Regions from separate parts of the Homo sapiens genome. Here region 2 is linked to region 1. Evidence: chromatin loops called from intact Hi-C (ENCODE). Cell type or tissue: dorsolateral prefrontal cortex. All regions are shown on one strand. Links, peaks and the distances in the headings refer to the core of each region. The heading gives the core; the rest is flanking DNA. Region 1 has its middle 43 kb from the start of LINC02180. Region 2 overlaps LINC02911 (long intergenic non-protein coding RNA 2911).

Region 1 (5,387 bases), core at 287-5,286:
TTTTTGAAAGCATAACTCTATTTGTTTTGCTGGTTTTTCATGTTCCCCTCCCCATCATCTATCCCCACTCTCATTAAGGCAGCTAAGACACTTCCATACATTGTGCTAGGAAAGGGAAGTGACATTAGGAAGAGAACAGAGGCAAGAAAGGCAATATTCATTGTTTTGTCTTCCAAAGGCATAATCCTTAGAAAATTTTAGAACATACTAAAAGGCATTTAAAAATATTTGGAAGAAACATTATGAAGGATAGCAAGGATTTTTTTTTTCCACCTTCAATAGTCAAAGATTTCCCTGGGTGAAAGACAGAGCTTAGACAGAAAGGGAAAAGATGAGAGAAGAGAGATCAGCAGAGTCTGGAGGAAGAAGGTCAACATATAGGGCCATAGAAACATGGAACATTTCAGCAGCGGACCCTGCCAGGAACATCCACTGTGGGAGTTAAGTGTGCAGCTCAGATGATCCCCAATGTCAGCCCAGTCATCACTGCTCAGTCCAGAACTTCTGCCTCCGAAGCTCTTCCTGTCTTGCTCACCCCAACTTCTGGGGAGGACTTGCCCTTGCCAGTCGCCAGTTGTTTCTGCCTGAGGGACTTCTCAGATCTAAGATTTTGTTGAGTCTCTTTCCCCATGTACACAACTCCATGAGGACAGCCCTCCTTATAGTGTCAAAGGGTGAAATCTGGGCATCTGAGGGGTGATATTGATGGTAAAGGTAAAGCCCCCTGGCCCCATAACATTTACCTTGGAAAATAATGGGGTAAATGAGGGGGGATGGCAGTTTTTCCCAGTACCATGGTTCAACCAAAACAAACCAACAAAATCTAACGTGTTGTCATCATACTTGCTGCTGTTGTTTGCAAGTTCCCTCATGCATTGGACCCTGTCTGTTTCATTAACCTTCCTCTCTCACTATCCCCTCCCCAGTGGCAAAACTGGGCCAAACAGTTGATATAAGATTGGGTATTTTTCCTCCCAATATCCTTTCTCTATTTAGCCCAATTTTTCCTATGGTGGAGATATGAAAGTATGAATAAGAAGATATTCCATACCTTCTTTTTTTTTTTTGGAGATGGGGTCTTCCTCTGTCCCCCAAGCTGAAGTGCAGTGGCATGTTCATGGCTCACTGCAGGCTTGACCTCCCAAGCTCAAGCTATCCTCCCACCTCAGGCTCCCAAGTAGCTAGGACTACAGGTGTGCACCACCACACCCAGCTAATTTTTGTATTTTTTGGTAAAGACAAGGTTTCACCATGTTCCCCAGGCTGGTCTCGAACTCCTGAGCTCATGCGATCTGCCTGCCTCACTCTCCAGAGGTGCTGGGATTACAGGCATGAGCCACCACACCTCACCGTATTCCATACCTTTGCCTGCATTGAGCACCACATTTATTCATTCTATTCCATTTAACACTGTATTGGACTTGCCCCCTAATATGTACTTGCCATGTTGCTAAGTATCAGGAATAAAAAGATTGGTGAGACCTGATCTTTCTCTTCAGGAATGTCACAGGCAAGAGATACATCAACAGATGTATAAGTAATTACACTGAAATGTATTAAGTGCTGAAATGAGGCTCTTTATTTGGTGTTAAGGAATTCCAATAGAGGAAGTAAGTAACTGCAGTGGAGATGGTCTTTCTCCATGGTAAAAGGCATCATAAGAAACCCACCGAAGCTCACCAGCCACATAGTGAAGCCTGTGGAGCTTCACTGAGCCATAGGCCTAGGAGACACTCTCAGAGATCACTGAGTTCAACCTTCCAGGGATCTGGAAGATCTAATTTCAGCACCCAGCATGGGAGAGAGGATAAGAAATTCACCATTCTAATTTCTTCTCAATATCCTGAAAAGAAAGAGAAAGAGCTAGAGCAAATTTAGCCCCAGTGTACTTGGGAAAATAAGACAAAGATGGTTTGGCTTTGTAATGAAGTTTTATATTTAAGAAAAAGACAATAAATTATTTAACTTTGACTTCAAACTTCAATTCTACCTCTCTATCTCCTTAGTGCTGAGCTGACAGCTTTCCTTTTGAAATCCAAATTGTATTGAAGGCAGCCTGAACTAACTGCAGAATGGCCAGGTACCGGACTGTTTTGACACCAAGCAAGGTGTCACATATACCATACATAGCACACCCACTTTATATTTAAGACAAACTCAACCAAACACAACTTGTTTTTTCTTTCATGTTTCAAAAGATTCCCCAGGACATATCCCAGATTGAAGATAATCATGATTCCATACATCAGTTTCCCCTCTTTTCAGTTAATAAAATTCTGGGGGAAAATTACATTTCTCTTTTCCTTATTTCAAGAGCAAGTTTCCTCTAGAATGATTAAAATAATAGTATCAACTGAGCTTAACAAGTAAATCGAAGCTCTTTGGAAGGTACAGTCTTCCTACTGCTAGCTGAGTCAAAATTAAATATAGGAACCCTGGACAAGGGAAGTTGCAAAGATGAAGGAGAGGGGATGGGGATATGGAGATGGCCAGGGAAGTTCCATGCTTTGCTCTATTGCATCCAAGCCAACTCTGTGAAATAGGATATAAGGAGACTGAGGTTAAGCACGAAGTCATGCCAGAACAAGTGGCCAGCAAATGGAGGTGGTAAATGTAGAACCATAATCGCTTTGCCTCACTCCCCTGAAACAGCCTTCCTCAACTAAGCCTTGTACTGCGTCTGTGTATCTCGACAGAAGCCATTTATTTCCCCAGAAGTCTTATAAACAAAAGGCACTTTTTGAAGCAGAAGAAAAAGTCACAGCTGTGAGCCTCATTTTCTGATTCCTTTTAACACCATCCTGTTTTTAGCATCCTTGTATTTTGCCCTCTGGTAAGTAGGGGGCTGATAGAGAGATCTGTGAGTGAAGATGGCGATTTACAAACCATCCTACTGGGTGCCTAATAAAATGCAAATAGAGATGTGGGGAGAAGAGACATTCTCTGTCCTCCTCTTCACAAATAAAGTGTTACAGTGCCACTTGCAGGGATCAGGAGCCTCATGCTGGGGCTGCATCTGCTCTTTCTGACGGCTCCCCAAAGATAACGGCTTCTTCTTTTTTGCAAGCCAGCAAGCTGTTCTTGGAGAGTACAAAGAGAAACCTGCTGCAGGAAAAAAAAAAAAAAGTTTCTCTAACAAGTGAGAAGAGATTCAAAAGCTTCTGCAAAAATCCAAAGTGAAAATCTGTGATAGCAAAACCCAAGCTCATGTTTTCAATAAAGGTCTTTTCAATTAGGAAGGGGAAGGATTTTAGATTCATTTGACACCTGGGCCGAGTGTGCAGATGTCAGTAAAATGATTAGCCTGAAGATGGTGGAGAAGGGAAGACTGCACACCCCAGAGAAAATGGGCAGCCATTGCTCAGCTCCAGCCAATTGACGCCCTAAGGAAATGTTTTTAAAGAGATACTAGAATTCTGGATTTTATGTGAAATCTCAACTTTCAAAATAGTTATGATTATTTCTTTGCCAGCCAAGCTAAATGGGGTTCCTGAGCTATCCATTTCAACTTTCAGGTTGGAAAAAACTGTAACCACCTTAAGCATCTGAACTTAGTTTACAAAGAAGGAAGTACTTGAAAAGAAGCAGAAGACCCCAAAGAATGATAAAGAAGATACCTGGAACTGTAGCATTGTGGAATCCTGGGCCGTGAAGCCCTTGAGGATAGGAGGGAGATAATAGCAAAGCTCATTTGCAGTCATGGAATCATCATTATATCCCATCCTAACTACCACCTTATGGAGTAGGTACAGAATCATTACAGTGTTACAGATGAGGAAATTGAGGAGCAGAATGATATAGCTAGTAAGTGATGAGGAAAGGGCCTAGGCATCCCTTCCAATGGGGTCTAACTGAAACATATCAGAGTTCCAAAAATGTCATTTCATAAACAATGAATAAATACTGAGCAGATACCAGTACTTCAGGAAGGGAAGGAGAGAAAGGAAGGAAAGGAGAAAGAGAGAGACCTACTATCTTTAAAAGTTTGCATAAGCAATCTCTTGCCTATCATTTTACTAATATTAATGTTTAGATAATATTAACCATTTTCATGAATTCTAACAGCAGGCCTTACTTTGCAATATCAAAGCTAAATTTTATTATAAATATTTACCCCTCTTTGGTTTTCAACCTTATTACTCAGCAGATAAAAACCCAAATTAAAATTTTAAACTTATTTGTGGTGACACAAATAACCAAATAATAGAATACTTATTCATTCTTTTAAGCGAAACTGATTCATCTCCTTCCAGATCCCTCCAGCATGTTTTGTTTGTGTCAGACTTTGACGCTTAAATTTGTTTCTTGTCTTCAGATCACTTCCCCCAGCTTGAATATAAACTTTTGGAAAAATAACTAGAGGCTTTGGAAGAGAGGACCAGGATAAAGAAGACATGAGCCATTCCTTATGTGGTCTCCAGGTCGAGGGACTGGGGCTGCTTACCAAGGAGACTTGGTAAGGAATGCTTGAGTGCAAGGTAAAGACACACATAGATATTTTCAAATACTCAAGGATAGGTTCAACTAAAAGAGAGGTTAGAAATGACTCATGACCTATTGGGTAGCACTACTACCAGTGGGCAAAGTTGCCAAGAGACAGTTTTCAATTCAACATATAAAGGACTCGAGAAAGGGCAGGCTTATAAGAAATGCTACTGGCTCCATGAAGCTGGGGCTAGATACCATTTCTAGTGCTAGAAGTTTCCAGCCAAGACTTGGAAGGTCTGTGAAATAAAAGACTCTAGCTCAGTATGTTAGACAATAAGGCAATAGGCAATTCAAAATATTTATTATCTATTTCAGAAAATTGTTAAATTTTTATTATAAAATAAGTAAATATATGTATGGTTTAAAGACAGATAACAAAAGAACCATCATGTACCAACTACCCTGCTGAAGAAATAAAATGTTGCCAGTGCCTTAGAGGCTTTTTATATGCTCCTTTTAATCATATCTCCTTTCTCTCTCCCAAAGGCAATGGATATCCTGAATTTTGGATTTATCCATTGCTCTTCTTAAAGTTTTTCCATATATGTTTTTCATCCTAAAAATATATAGTTTAATTGTGTCTCACTTTGAACCTCCTATAAATGAATTTCATAAAAATAGCACGTATTCTTCTGTCTTGCTTTTTTTTTACACCAAACATGATATTTTAGATATTCACCATGCTGACATGTATGTATACGGTTTAGTTAATTTCATTTTCATTGAACAACTGCAGCACAATTTATTCATCCTTTCTACTGATGATGAGCATATGTTTCATTTCTGGATTTTTAATACTATGGATTATACTGCTCTGAACATTCTTGCACATGTGCACGTGTGCAAAAGTTTTTCTAGGAGTCATACTTAGGAGAATATAAATGGCTGGTGTGATGGTT
Region 2 (5,387 bases), core at 140-5,139, 58 kb before region 1:
CACTTAGAGCAGTCAAGTCTGAATCCAATGCATACTTGGTTAAGTGTTACGCTGTACTCTTCCTTAATTACCCTGCCAGGACCAAGAGAATCCTTGCAGTCTAGACTAATGACTCACATAAAGTAGGCACTCATTATATAGTGAATAAATGGTTGAATGACTGAGGAAATGTGAAAAGACATCTTAAAATGCTTTAGAAATGGTAAATTACTATGCAAATATTATATGTCATCCACAAAATCACTATTATTAAGCTGCTTTTATGATGAAAGTTGATACCTTTTTTCATTTATTTCTATGCCTTGTATTAATATTTGCTAAGTGAAAACATTGATCTAGGTTTTTGTCAATTGTTTTTCCTCTAAAGCCAAGCAGAAACTTCATCTTCCATCATGTGAACACCTTGTCCAATTGGCAAATATTGACAGTAAGAAAACATCATGTTGAAATTAGCCTTCTATTCTTGTATATTATTGAAAAATCAGAAGTACAAGACCATAGGCTGTAGAGGAGCTGTGTGCACCCACCTGTGTGTGTGTGTGTGTGTGTGTGTGTGTACGTTTGCCCAACATTTTCAAACATTTAGTTTTACTACATTTACTCTTTCTGACCCGGTACAATCTCAAACTGCATACAAGCAGCAGATGTCAGTGTTGTGCAACTTTCAGGCTGACTGCTTGCAGAGGCAAGCTGTTCTTTGTCGCCTAGAGACAGAATCAACAGTCATTTGTACCCACAAACAAACACCCTTAGGTGCTAGGTAAATCGTAGAGGTCCCCCATAAAGAAACTGTAATTTGAGAAATTACACAGCAACTTATAAAGATGTAGTTGTGATTCAAAGGTTGCAATGGATGGGCACAGCATAAATAGTGGAACCTATCGTGTTTTGCTGGCCGAGAAGGAGATAGGGACACCCAGAAAGCACTGGTTTGGCTCCTTTGTCACAACTGCTGTGAGCCAAAGCAAAGGAAGGTCAGACTAAATCGGCCTCGTTTGATGAAAGAACAGTGTTTTCTATTTGCAACCCATGTGGTCAGATGGCCAAACTCCTAATATGTCCTCAAAGCCCAACATAATCTGGTTTCTGACTGCTTCTATAGCTTTCTTGGGAGCCACTCTTTCTCCTTTTTCTCTGCTGCAGCCACTGCATTCTTCCCAGCTCACAGGCTCTGCTTGTAATGCTCTTGCCACATGCCCCTGTCTCTCCTTTAGTGTCTACTCTTCAGATCTCAGCTCAAATGTCCCTTTATCCTGAAAGGTCAGGCTCCATACATCAGGTCTTTCTTTTATGGTCTCATAGTACCCTTTAATGCCCCTCCATAGACTTATCACAATTTTCAATTATATATGTGTCTGATTCTTTAATTAGTATCTGTGTACCCAGCTCCAATAAAAGTGCCAATTCCATAAAGGTAGATTATGTGGCTGTTTTGCCCATTACTGTTTCCCTAGTACCTAGCATGGTACACGGCATATGGAAGATTCTCAACATATAAATGTTAAATAAAAAAAATGTTAAGAGGATGAATGAATGGATAAATAAGTAAATTGGTGAATGAACAAATACGTGAATTGATTCCATCTACTCTTCCACTGAATAGACATCCATGTACCAGTGAGCGAATACAAGGTAGGCTGGCTTAAGAAGAGGAGAGTATCTCAAATACCTGGATATAGAGTGATCACTGTTGTTCCAGGATTCTGAGAATAACTCAGCAGGTTGAGAGACTGACCTGCACAAATGGATTCTGACTTGGGCCTACATTCTGGTGGCAGAGTTCGAGTTCTCCCCTGCAGCAATGAATTTCTGTCTAGCACTTCTGAATGCAACCATCACATACTGGTCTCCTATCAGTAAAGAAAGGGGATCAGGTTGCAAATATGTGAGGAATACAGGCCTTTCTTCAGAATCGTGTATTTGGGATGTATCATGTGACAGAGAAGAGCTTATAGACAAAGATAAAGAGAGATAAATGGGTTGATTTTTTTCTTCTAGGGTATACACCCAAAGGGGAGAATAATCTAGCTATTTTTCCTTCTTCCACAAGATGGGGCAATCGGAATGAATTTAACTACAAAGGCGGACTCACCAGTAAATGTCTTTTCCATGTTAAACAGCCCTATTCGGTCAGACCAGAAAAATGCAGCTGGTTTTGAACTTGTTTATGCAACTGTGTAGCATTTCCTGAAAATGGTAGACCTGGGGTAGACAACAGTTAGGCTGGAGGGGAAAGCCTAGGGCACTTGCCCACTCTATATTGGAGTCAAAGGGTGCTGCCCAGCTTCCAGAACCCCCAGCATTCCAGCCCCAGGGAGTTGCAAGGGTCTCTGGCTCAGAAACAGCTGCTGCAAAATTGAGCAAATTTACCATTCAGAAACATTTTCTTACATTAGAAGGAAATTCTAGATGAGATATAATGATGTCTACTTTGAAATAAATTATTGTAATATAATCAATCACAGTGTACAAATTCTAATTCTTAATATTAGTCTGCTGCTTACAGTCTGCAAGATGATTTCATTCAGTGGAATATTCCACAATGCATTAAATCAGGCCGCACATAAAATAATTATGACACTAGAGTTTTATTATTCTACCTATGACCTATGTGCACATAACCCTTCTTGCTTCTTCCTGGTTATAGGTCTATTACTAGATCATTATAAATTTTTCTTTGGAAAGAAATTAGTGGAAATGGGCTTGACAACAATTTCTAGATTAAATTAGCACTGTTCAGAAAGATAATTAATATTGGTATGGTACTTTTTTGATCATTGTCTCATTTGATTTTCCCGACAATCTGTAGGCTAAATATTACTTTCATCATCACTCTTTCACAAATATATGACATGGGATATTTACTTATTCAAGTGTCAATATGGGATATTTATTTACTTAAGTAGGCACAGCAGGTAAAACCTGGAGATAGCCATGAACATGGCCTTCAGGTTCCAGTTCTGACAGGTCATGGAAGAGAGTAGGGAAAAGAGAGAAATTAGAGAAGGGAACTAGCACATGCTTTTATGAGGGCTAAATACACATTGTATAAGGTAGGAAACCCAGCCAAAGTGGCTTAAACCTCAAAAATAATGGATTGGCTCCCATAATAGAAAAATCCAGAAGTTCTAGTTCCAAAAGATGTCATCATGGATCTAGTCCTTGAGGACAGCTAGTTTCACCTGATATTTTCAGTTCATCCAGGTTATTTCCTTGTGGTAACAAAATAATCTAAGCAGGTTCGTGTCTCATAGGGTCCCACTGAACCACATTGTTCTGGGGAAAAGAGTGTCTCTTCCTGAAGTTCTCTCACCTGTGACTCACCCTGTCATTGGCTCAAACGGGGTTAAAGGTCCATTCCTGAACCAATCTCAGCTGGGAAGATAGGCATGACTTATCGTCTTAACCCAATCAGAATTCCTACGCTGAAGCCAATTGCACTCAAACTTTCCTTGCTAACAGTGGGAGAGCTGTACATTATACAAAAAGAAAGCCAGGAGAAGGAGAAAATGGAGAAATCATAAAATATATCTACATTTTTTGGAGTTTAACAAATTAGAAAACATTGTCTCTTTTAATATATAAAAATTTATAAGAGTACTAGAACAATCCTGGTTGATACACAATTATTTTTTAAAAGCAATAAACCATTGTAAAATGTTCTGAAGAAGGCCTTAAGCATTAGCTTTAGAAAACTTAAAAACTAAATTTATAGATATTACACTAGCAACACCTGATGCCTAAAAAGCAGAGGATTGCTCAGTAACCCTGGAGAATTCAGACATTTAGAGCAGGCAAGTGTTAAGAGGTGGGAAAAAATACCAAAAACAAAAACATCCACTTAGGTTGAAAACTTGCTAGGTCCTTTATATAAACATCTTCAAGAAGTACTATCCAATGAAACCTCCAAGGGCACTCTGTCTCCTCAACCACTAATTTTTTCAAGCACCTCTGTCCTCATTACTACAAGCGTTTGGAGTGATAAGACCTCCCTATCTCACAGGGTTTTGTGACAAATAAAGGCAAGAATGTGCATAAAAGGCTTTGTTAATGTAAATGCTCACAAATGTAAGAATTATATTGATGAGAATTTTATGTATAGTTTTTAAGATGCTGTAGAAAAAAAAGACATACCTACCAAAAAACAGGTTCTACATTGACCTTAACAAAATAAATGGATGTCAGTTACATATAGCTCGCTTGCACCAACCTCCCATTTTCCCACTTCATCAATCTCAACTCTCTCAGATCTTCGCCTAATGCACTCCACATAGTACACTCTGAACTTTTTGCACAACCCAGATGGTATACATGGATCCATATGCCTGTTTTCAAGATTGGCTAATTGGCCTCATTTGCACAATAAACTATTAAGAACTCTCTAATAAAAGTCGACAATGTTGCCACACTTTGTTAAAGAGCTAAAGGTTCTGAAATGCAATGCCTATCATCACTTTATAAAAGAGCTGAATTTGAGAGAAAAAGCTCTTACAAACCCTTATTGAAGGAGAATTTTCCCAATGGACACAGTCTTAGGAACAGTTGGGACCAGGGACTCCAATGCCACCAGGATTCTCTCTTTTTCCCAACTCTGCTTCTCTGTTTGCTGGCTTCATTCTTTCCATGCAAACCAGCTTTCACAACATAGTGAAAAACATGGCTGTCTAAGCTTCCATGGCTATAAACTTCTATCTCCTATTTCCAATTTGAAAAATTCCAGGAAGAGATTGGCATACATTGGGTTGGATGTCCAGCCCTTTATCAATCAATCATGTCCAGGGTATAAGGTCTGATAAATGCATTGTAACTGTAAACAAATATTTGTAGTTGGGAATGTAAGAGCTCCCCACCAAAAAGAGGGCCTATTTTTACAAAATAAATGAATAGTTTGTCCTGGTAGTGGTTGTCCTGGGTAGGCAAAAGATTAGTGTCCACATAAAAAGGCAGAGTTAGTAAAGACATGAGTCTGCCCCTGTAAAACAGTACCAGTCAAACATTTCCCCAGGTCCGAGATTTGTTTACTCTATAATAAGAAGAATAAACCTGCCCATTCCACCAAACTGTGGCAACAATCGCCTGAAACGTGAGTGCATAGTAACTTCAAAAATATTACAAAATTTCAAGGTATGACTGTTGCTATTACTATCTATATAGGTTACTAAATTTCCCATTTTTCACACTGATGCCTGGAGTCAGACTGACACAGCAAGTAGTTTGAATAAACTGAAGCTCATCTAACATCACAGGCTGTGAGTACACTCCTTCTCAAGCCATATTGCCGTCCAGCTGTGTGTGGTTATTATGCCAAGTTCATCAAGAGATATTTGAGCTTCTCAGGGAGCAGGAGGAGGGGAAGACAGAATGAGACTCAGATGGAAGGAAATAAC

What was found. Peaks named below come from ENCODE experiments on the same cell type or tissue, not always from the same donor. Only the 100,000 strongest peaks of a DNase experiment are listed, where the experiment ranks them.
Region 2: it touches region 1 in a loop (7-fold over the local background); 4 of 110 quality-filtered maps call a loop at or near these places.

The regions. Positions count from the first base shown.
Region 1 is chr16:52,125,621-52,131,007 of GRCh38, forward strand. No RefSeq gene overlaps it. Among named protein-coding and RNA genes, the nearest start is that of LINC02180, 43 kb to the left of the region's middle. In dorsolateral prefrontal cortex, for the core only: a CTCF peak has its summit at 2,983; no DNase peak of the experiment used is centred there; H3K4me3 peaks cover 567 bases.
Region 2 is chr16:52,067,952-52,073,338 of GRCh38, forward strand. All of the region lies in intron 2 of LINC02911 (long intergenic non-protein coding RNA 2911), which reads right to left. Among named protein-coding and RNA genes, the nearest start is that of LINC02911, 6.8 kb to the right of the region's middle. In dorsolateral prefrontal cortex, for the core only: CTCF peaks have their summits at 652 (motif pointing right), 2,037 (motif pointing right) and 2,240; a DNase peak (open chromatin) is centred at 670; H3K4me3 peaks cover 365 bases; H3K27ac peaks cover 1,258 bases.